Linked DNA regions of Homo sapiens: regions 2 and 3 are each linked to region 1. The links are chromatin contacts, found by Hi-C in ENCODE. All regions are on one chromosome and are shown on one strand. Each heading gives the region's core, a stretch centred on a gene start or an enhancer-like site at or near the end of the contact. The rest is flanking DNA. Distances are from core to core; before and after follow the strand shown. Region 1 has its middle 24 kb from the start of GPR15. Region 2 overlaps LOC105374021 (a long non-coding RNA gene). Region 3 overlaps LOC105374031 (a long non-coding RNA gene).

What was found. Hi-C counts contacts between places; a loop is a spot of excess contacts on that map. Pooled maps may share reads with other maps.
Region 2: a map with no recorded cell type shows a loop between it and region 1 (18-fold over the local background). The contact joins two enhancer-like sites. A Hi-C loop is called at or near these places in 4 of 37 single-sample maps with no recorded cell type and 4 of 50 pooled maps.
Region 3: a loop to region 1 is called in a map with no recorded cell type, with 15 times the contacts of the local background. The contact joins two enhancer-like sites. A Hi-C loop is called at or near these places in 3 of 37 single-sample maps with no recorded cell type and 3 of 50 pooled maps.

The regions. Positions count from the first base shown.
Region 1 is chr3:98,555,106-98,557,805 of GRCh38, reverse strand. No RefSeq gene overlaps it. Among named protein-coding and RNA genes, the nearest start is that of GPR15, 24 kb to the right of the region's middle. RefSeq lists enhancers at 1,243-1,322, 1,453-1,772, 824-2,023. Within about 2 kb of position 1,450, at least 6 of the 41 ENCODE cell types and tissues checked have a DNase peak (open chromatin) inside an H3K27ac peak, as active enhancers do.
Region 2 is chr3:104,521,397-104,524,096 of GRCh38, reverse strand. It overlaps LOC105374021 (a long non-coding RNA gene), which reads left to right. Exons shown (of 6, transcript XR_007096271.1): 4 at 708-848; 5 at 1,302-1,428. Among named protein-coding and RNA genes, the nearest start is that of ALCAM, 840 kb to the left of the region's middle. RefSeq lists enhancers at 337-1,536, 2,033-2,312. Within about 2 kb of position 1,261, at least 5 of the 41 ENCODE cell types and tissues checked have a DNase peak (open chromatin) inside an H3K27ac peak, as active enhancers do.
Region 3 is chr3:108,099,668-108,102,367 of GRCh38, reverse strand. The region is part of intron 1 of LOC105374031 (a long non-coding RNA gene); the gene reads right to left. Among named protein-coding and RNA genes, the nearest start is that of CD47, 10 kb to the right of the region's middle. RefSeq lists an enhancer at 933-1,002 and a silencer at 2,083-2,152. Within about 2 kb of position 1,332, at least 4 of the 41 ENCODE cell types and tissues checked have a DNase peak (open chromatin) inside an H3K27ac peak, as active enhancers do.

The DNA of each region.
Region 1 (2,700 bases), core at 201-2,700:
TTACGCATTTGTCCCAATCCATAGAATATACAACACCAGGAGTGAGCCCTAATGTAAACTAACAACTTTGGGTTATTACAATGTGTCACAAAAAAACCTCATCTCATATCCTTTGTCATATTAAGGTGCAAATAACTGATGAAAAATTCAAGTGCTACAAGGAAGCTGTGTAGCTGACAGGCTAAAGCTCCAGTTCAGCTTGCAAGTGGGTGTGAGAGTCTACGGCAGCTCACAACCTTCCCATGAATCATAAGAGGATGGGAGTGGAGATGAGAGGTGAGAGGCAAAACTGAAAGAGGAGAGGATTTGATTTGAAGGCACAAGATTTGGGTTCTGGTGGTGGCTCTATCACTTCCTGGATGAGTGATCTTGAGAATTCCCTGAAACTCGTTTTTCTCACCTGAGTAACAAGCTTAAGAATAGCACATTCTATCTGTGCTTTAATGAGGATAAATTGAGATAATATATGAGGACATGCTTCACTAATTGTAGTTATACAAAAATGCTGGTTATTGGTCACAAAAAAGGCAGATGTGCTTTTGAAACATTCAGACTACGGTTTGACAATGGGGCCAGTCTGCCTGTATTCCATCATTTTTACTCTCCTTTTCTATTAACTCCATGTGTCCACTTTCTCATCCTAAAATTGGAATAAAAATATTTACTCTCCTGGTTGCTTAAAGGATTGAAATAGAAATGCATGTAAAGTAGAAAAGTATCTGTCTCTCCCCGTCTCTACTCCAGTAAGTGATCAACCAAAGTTGTTGCAATTTCCTTCCAAAATCCACAGGCAATGACATTAATCTGTGTTATGCTCAATCAAAAGGCATGCCCCAGTGACCCAGAAAAGAAGAAACCTGTGACATTCCCATTATTTCCCACAGGGCACTGATCACTTTCTACTTCTCCTAGCTCACCGTGTCCATCACTCATTCCTCAACCCTTTGGGTGGGAATGAGGCATTTGCCCCTACCAGTCTATTAAAATTGCACCTAAATTTACCTTAGAGGAAGTAAATTATAAAGAGCTCTTTGGACTGTTAAAAGTGAAGTGATGTATTTAGAAAGCGAGAGAATTTAAAAATACAGAACCATGATCAATTCTGTTTTAACTTGCAGTATATAGTTGAGAGCATGGTGTACAGGTGGGAACTGGAAAAACTGATTATTTGTTACAGTTGTTATATTTCTGAAAAAGGTGTTTATTCTTGTTTTCTTCACATCTGTTTCCAGTTGCCACTTGTCTTCTTGGGTGGAAATAACTTCTTTTCTATGAACTGGCAGAGTTTCTCTGGGTGTGGGGAGGTTCTGAACTTTGCGTGAGAGTGCTCTCCTTAGTTCAGTAATGAGATCAGTCACCAAGTCACCCCTTTGCTCTCTGGTGATGGCTGCCACCTCTTGCTTTCATGAGAAATGATAAAGCAAATGAGTCAGTGCCTAGGACCCTTCAAGAATGGCACGCGATGCTCAGCTAACCTCAAACCTTAGCTCTAGCTAAGGAGGTTTCAAAAAAAAGCCTTTGAGAAACTCTCCTTCCAGAAATACAGGCATGCATCTGGCTTCCTTCTCTTTTTCTCTATTGGCCTTTTATTTGGCGTTCTGGATTTCATTTAACTTTTTAAAAACACTGAAGTATGATTTTTAGTTTGAATAAAAAAGCAGTGATGTAGTAACCTGTGATCTTCCCCTTTAAGGTAAGATTCTGCAAAATTTTATGAAAAGACAATGTAGTTTTGCATAGTAGATGAGGGCAGAAATGTTTACTTTCCTAATTACCAGTTACCTCCTGGTCAACAAGTACAATCTGAGATCTTTTTGCTTACGTAGCGCTGTCAATTTCCTTTTTTCACCTGAGATAATCTTTTGTTTCGATAACTGTTTTCATAACCCATGCCGTGTTTTTTCCTCTGTTGTTTTTCTTTTTCTTTTTCTTTCTTTTTTTTTTTTTCAGACGGAGTTTCGCTTTTGTTGCCCAGGCTGGAGTGCAATGGCGCCATCTCGGCTCACCGCAACCTCCGCCTCCTGGGTTCAAGCGATTCCCCTGCCTCAGCCTCCCGAGTAGCTGGGGTTACAGGCATGTGCCGCCATGCCCTGCTAATTTTGTATTTTTAGTAGAGACGGGGTTTCTCCATGTTTGTCAGGCTGATCTCAAACTCTCGACCTTAGGTGATCCGCCCGCTTCAGCCTCCCAAAGTGCTGGGATTACAGGCGTGAGTCACCACGCCTGGCCCCGTTTTTCTATTTTTTAAACTACAGTAATTCTCTTTGATTTAAATATTTGTAAAGATATGTACAATAAAACTATTCTTAAATCATAGGGGAAAACAAAATATGGAGCAATAGAGCAATTCTAAATGAAATGCAAGCCTAAACTACTTTTTTAACAAGCTTTGTAAATAATCACTTGTTTGCAAAGGAGGTGGTGATTCATGTGAGAGGAGTAGAAAGAAAGATTTTGGTCCCTTTGAAATTTTATTATTGTTCTTCTAAGTACATCGTCTAGAAAGAAAGCAAACCAATAGCGTTTTGGAATTGTTTAGTCACTAATTGTATTCCATGAGCATTCTTTCTGGTTCACTGGAATTCAGTGTATAAGTCTGGGGACAAAGTGAAGCTCTGAAGTTATGAGCTTTGGACAGCAGGATGGCGAATTAAGGTGGTGGAAAAGGAAACTTTGATGTTGGAGAAACTGGTGTAGCTC
Region 2 (2,700 bases), core at 12-2,511, 6.0 Mb before region 1:
GTTTTTGTATTCCAAAAGATTTTAAAATGTATTTACTTACAATCTTGTTATGTTGCTTTTCATTTTTTAAACATAAAAAGTGATTAATAATCATATAGAGAGAATAAAATTAAAATATGCCATCTCGAAATATAATTCTCTGGCATATTTTGAAATGGCTATTCAGAAGGACTGCAGACACAAGTATGGCTCTGGAAGCTATCCTTTGTGGGGGAGATTTGCATCTGTAGAGAAAACTTTCATTAGTAAAGTAAATAGCAAATGCAGAGGCTTTTTATTAAGGTATTCTTATCTGGATCTTGGAAAAATTAACTCACAAGAAAAGGAGATGAAAACGTTAACACTTACAAAGTCCTGACAGTGAAACTTTTACCAAAGACTACTGTCTACTCTGAGGGCTGCTACCTGCGAGGCTTCAACTGCATAAAAAGACAGCCTTTGTCACCAAGTCTTTTTTCCCCATCTCTCACCCATAACCTGTCACCATGCTCCAAGCCTCAATTTCTTTCTATAAAATATAAAAACTTTGTCATTTGGCTCTTCTTTCAATCTCATATTCATAGACCTCTCGTGTCCATGTGCACATTGATAAATCTGTATCCCTTTTCTCCTGTTAATCTGTCTATTGTCAATTCATTTCAGCAGACTCAGACTTCAACATTCGGGGGAAAATTTGAACTTCTCTACAGTTTTGGTATCTTTGGCAGGATTATAGCAAATCACTCTGCCCACACCCGAGGCTGCAGCCAGAAACCACGGAAACTGACAGACGCCAGCAAAAAGAAAGAAAAAGTTAAGAAATTTCTTACCAGTAATCCTCCTTGGGTTTCTGCCTTAGGACTAGTCAGGTGAGTGGTGAAACTCCATTTTCGTGTTTCCTTCTTTCTAAATTTAAAGGAGAGAAAATATTTTTAAAAGTTAGTTCTTTAAATTTGTGTCCCTTGTGGACTTGTTTTATACCTATTGATAATTAATCTTTAAACATCCAAAAATGGTCCTTGTTTTTCTTGTCTCTGTCCTTTGTGTGGTTTGGTATAAGGAGAAAAACCATAATAAGCTTCTCCTTTCATCTTGTTTTTGTGTCTTGAGAAACTTGGCTTTGTAATCCCCAAATTTATTTTCTGGTCTTCACTACCCAGGAGGGCATATTTGCCAGACATATACTAGGCTGGGAATCTGAAATGTCTGTTTTTCCAAATGTGTAGGTTCTCAAAAAAAAATTGCCTTTGTTATCTCAGCCTTCATTGCCTAACAATTAATGTCTTTGCTTTCTTCTTCTTCTTCTTCTTTTTTTTTTTTAGGTGGAATCCTACTCTGTCGCCAGGCTGGAGTATAGTGGTGTGATCTTGGCTCACTGCAACCTCTGCCTCCCAGGTTCAAGCGATTCCCCTGCCTCAGGCTCTGGAGTAGCAGCAGCTGGGACTACAGGTGCGTGCCACAGTGCCTGGCTAATTTTTTGTATTTTAGTAGAGACGGGGTTTCACCATGTTGGCCAGGATGGTCTCGATCTCCTGACCTCGTGATTCACCCACCTCGGCCTCCCAAAATGCTGGGATTACAGGCATGAGCCACTGTGCCCAGCCCAACTTTGCTTTCTTGAGCTATTGTAGCAGGACAAGCCGCAGACAAAACCCCTCAGACACCAAGTTGTAGAAGGAAGGGCTTTATTCAGCTGGGAGCATCGGCAAGCTACCATCTTAAAATCCGAGCTCCCCAAGTGCACAATTTCTGTCCCTTTTAAGGGCTTACAACACTAAAGATTTCACATGAAAGGGTCGTGACTGATTTGAGCAATCTAGGGGGTACATGACAGGGGCTTCATGCACCAGTAGTCAGAGTGAAACAGAACAGAGCAGAGAGTTTCACAATGTTCTTCCATACAATGTCTGGAATCTATGGATAACATCGGTTGCTAAGGCATGAGTTGATTTTTAGCTACTAGGCAGGCCCAGGCCTGGTTTCGGGTCTGGTTTTGGGTCTGGTGCCTGGTGCCGGGCTGCCTGCCTTTGGTTTCACTTCCTTGTTTCTTCTTAAAATAGGTACTGAGTATGAAACAATGTAAAACAATATGAGAAGGTCTCTCTCTTCCCTCACTATCTTTGGGAGGAGCTTTAAATATTGGGAGGAGTTGCGTGTACCCTTTTTGAAATGAAATTCTTGTGTTTATTGATTTTAAGCCATAAAAGGGCTTATTATAATAGTTTTGAGTCACAGATGAAGTAGGTACACATTTGGAGATTTGGAAACTATCTGTATGACTCTTGACATTCATTAATGATCCCTACATCCCCACCCCTTGTTACGGTAGGTAGCTAATCAGACATGAAGAGAGCAGGAAAGGGCTTCCCCAACTCCCTGACACACACACCAGGAATGTCAGGTGACCATCAGGTGATGATCAGGCAGTTGTTAACTGTCTCTCTAAAATAATAATTGTTCACAGTCAGTGCCAGGGAAAGGCAGTCTCCGAATAAACAGAAACACCTGAAACTGGTGATCAATAGCTTCCTGACAAGATGTCAGGATTTGGAGGAGTTGGCTCAATCATGCACATTAAGAAGCAAAATGGCAGAGTTTAACTGGTATATGACTTTCTAGGGACATTTGACTGATAAGGGAAGAACGCCTCAAGTGTATGCATGCATACAACTCTAGTAAACACACTGTGCCTGCTCCCCTCCCAAGTGCTGACAGGCCACT
Region 3 (2,700 bases), core at 83-2,582, 9.5 Mb before region 1:
AAGAGATAAGTGATTGTGAGAATTTCCAGCAGGCAGTTGTCCTGGACCAGCCGGGGTAGTTGTCGAGAGGTCCCTGAAGCAAAATCCAATCACAGCCCATGGACAGCTGTCCACTCTGTCTCTGCAGGGTGGGTTCAGGCATGTATGACACCCTCAGAGTGTGCATGCACACAGATATGCAGGTGCCAATTAGGGACACTGAGACCATCTTAACTTCCATGGAAAAAAGCTGTCACTTGTGATATGCATGCCACTTACATATATTCTTTCCCTTAGCACTTTGATACCTTTTTGTCTAGCTTACAGTCCCACTAGCACAAAGCATTTCTTGGAAGAAAAATGAGGCCAGATAGGCATAAGGCTCAGACCCTGATAGGGTTTGGCTGTGTCCCACCCAGATCTCATCTTGTAATCCCCATAATCCCCACATGTCTAGGGAGAGACCTGGTGGGAGGTGATTGGATCATGGGAGTGGTTTCTCCATGATTTCTCATGATAATGAGTTAGTTCTCACAAGATTTGATGGTTTTATAAGAGGCTCTTCCCTCTTCACTACTCACTTTTGCCTCTCTCGCCTGCTGCCATGTTAGATGTGCCTCTACCCTTTCTGCCATGATTGTAAGTTTCCTGAGGCCTCCCCAGCCATGCAGAACTGCGAGTTAATTAAACCTCTTTTCTTTATAAATTACCCAGTCTTGGGTATGTCTTTATAGCAGTGTGAAAATGGACTAATAGACCCCAAAAAGGCAGGCAGGATACAGATTATTAGAGCGCAAATCACAGGATTCTATTGGCCTTCTGGGGCCATACCACACTCCAAACCACACTGAGAGCTCTGAAAGTGGAGAGGAGGAAAAGATTAAAAAGTACAACTTTTTCACATAAAAACCACAAAAAATAATCCTGATTCACAGACTGTACTGTGCAAGAAACCAGTGGGTTTTCTCAGGCAATTCAGTACTATCAGACAAAATTAAGAGAATTATCCAAACTACTGAAGAAGTGGAGTTCATCGGTTAGGTCTGACTGATTTGTCTATCAGGAGCCCAATGCAGCACTTATGCAAGCCTTATGTAGAGAATGCTACTTTCGAGGACAGGGTAGGTTAGGATGAGCTCTTTACTTTAGTGTGCCAGAAACAGCTCCAGGTGGTCTAGCCCAGGTGGCTGTCACAAATGAACATATCATTTTCTTTTGAATTATGAGAGAGTATGACTCATTTCTCCCCTCTGCACACACTGCTTCATAGGACCCACTGAATTTGCCACCTGGTGAAATGGTTATTGATCTGTCGTTCCTCTAGGGGATCCCCCAGTTTCATTTCCTTCATTCTCCAGACAGAGAGACACAATTGTGTAACCATATGGACACTTTCTGCATTTTATCAAAATGGCATCTTGTAAATGGAAACTCACAAGAGATTAGCACAGATGTCAGACACAAAGTACTTTGATGGACACACAAAAAGGGCATTTTGTAAACTACAGTGAAACCAGTTTCTTAAAGTATTTCTAAACTCACCAAAACTATAGAATTAAAGAGATCCTCAAGCCACTTTGAAGTACACATTGGTTTCTATCAGAACAAAGGTAGAATATGTGCTGCTTTAACAGGAGATGTTAGAGAACCTGCTGTCCACATGAGAGGCTTCACTTGTAGCTGACTTGCTTCTGTCTCCTGGGTGCTGCACAACACCGACTGGCACTTGTGACCTGAAGCTAATATAAAACACCCAGGAGGCCAGGATACAACTTGGGTTCACAGGGATTCTCCACTCTACTACAGGTGGATTCCTCCTGACCAAGCAAAGGTGACAGAGGAACTGGTGATACTTTTACCAAGATAAATCATGTGACAGGCAGGCCACTTGTCTTCTGAGGTCAGACACTAAGTCAGTGGCTCACAAACTTTAGCATGCCCCAGAATCACCTGGAACACTCGATAAAACACAGATTGCTGGGCCCCACTCCAGTGTGTCTCCTTTAGTAGGTTTAGGGCTGGGCCCAAGAATTTGCATTTCCAAGTTTCTCAGTGCTGCAGATGCTGTAAACCCCAGTAGCATCCTTTGAGAACCACCCCTCTAAGTTCAGTGTTGATATAACATTTTTCTTTCTTGCTACCATTGCGGTTCCCAGGGCTTGTGGTTGCGGAAGAGATGAGGGAAGTTGCAGCTCCTGCAGCAGCAGTTAGCGTGTGGGAGCGGTCAAACCCAGGGGCTGTTCAAGATGGATTAGTGAGGTGGGCGGGGCCTGGAATCGGGCAATCTTTCTCATGATTCCAGACATGTCTGTCTGTCTTGTCTGACAGTTTGAACCTAGTTTATCCATTTTGCTTTTAAGGCCCCCCTAAAGATAGTTTGAGTCCATTGGCCCACACCCATAGCAATGAGATCAGTATTAGAGAAAAGAAGGTTGGCAGATGGACTCAGAGAGGCTCACGTAGTAGCATCAATAAACAAACTTCATGAGGTGCAGTTTCTCAAGTGGTTTTGCACAAGTGGTCATAGCAGGGCAGGGAAGGGTGCACCTAGAGAGCCCTGTGTAGGCAGAAAACAGTTTTCTCAGCAGACATTCCTGGCGGCTTCTGGTGGAGGATTCATTTGAAATTGTCAGTCTGAAATGCAGACAGCTACTCTGCAGCTCATTTCAGAGAACACCCATGTGCTCTAGCCTTCATTTTCTTTTTCCTACAAATCTTGTC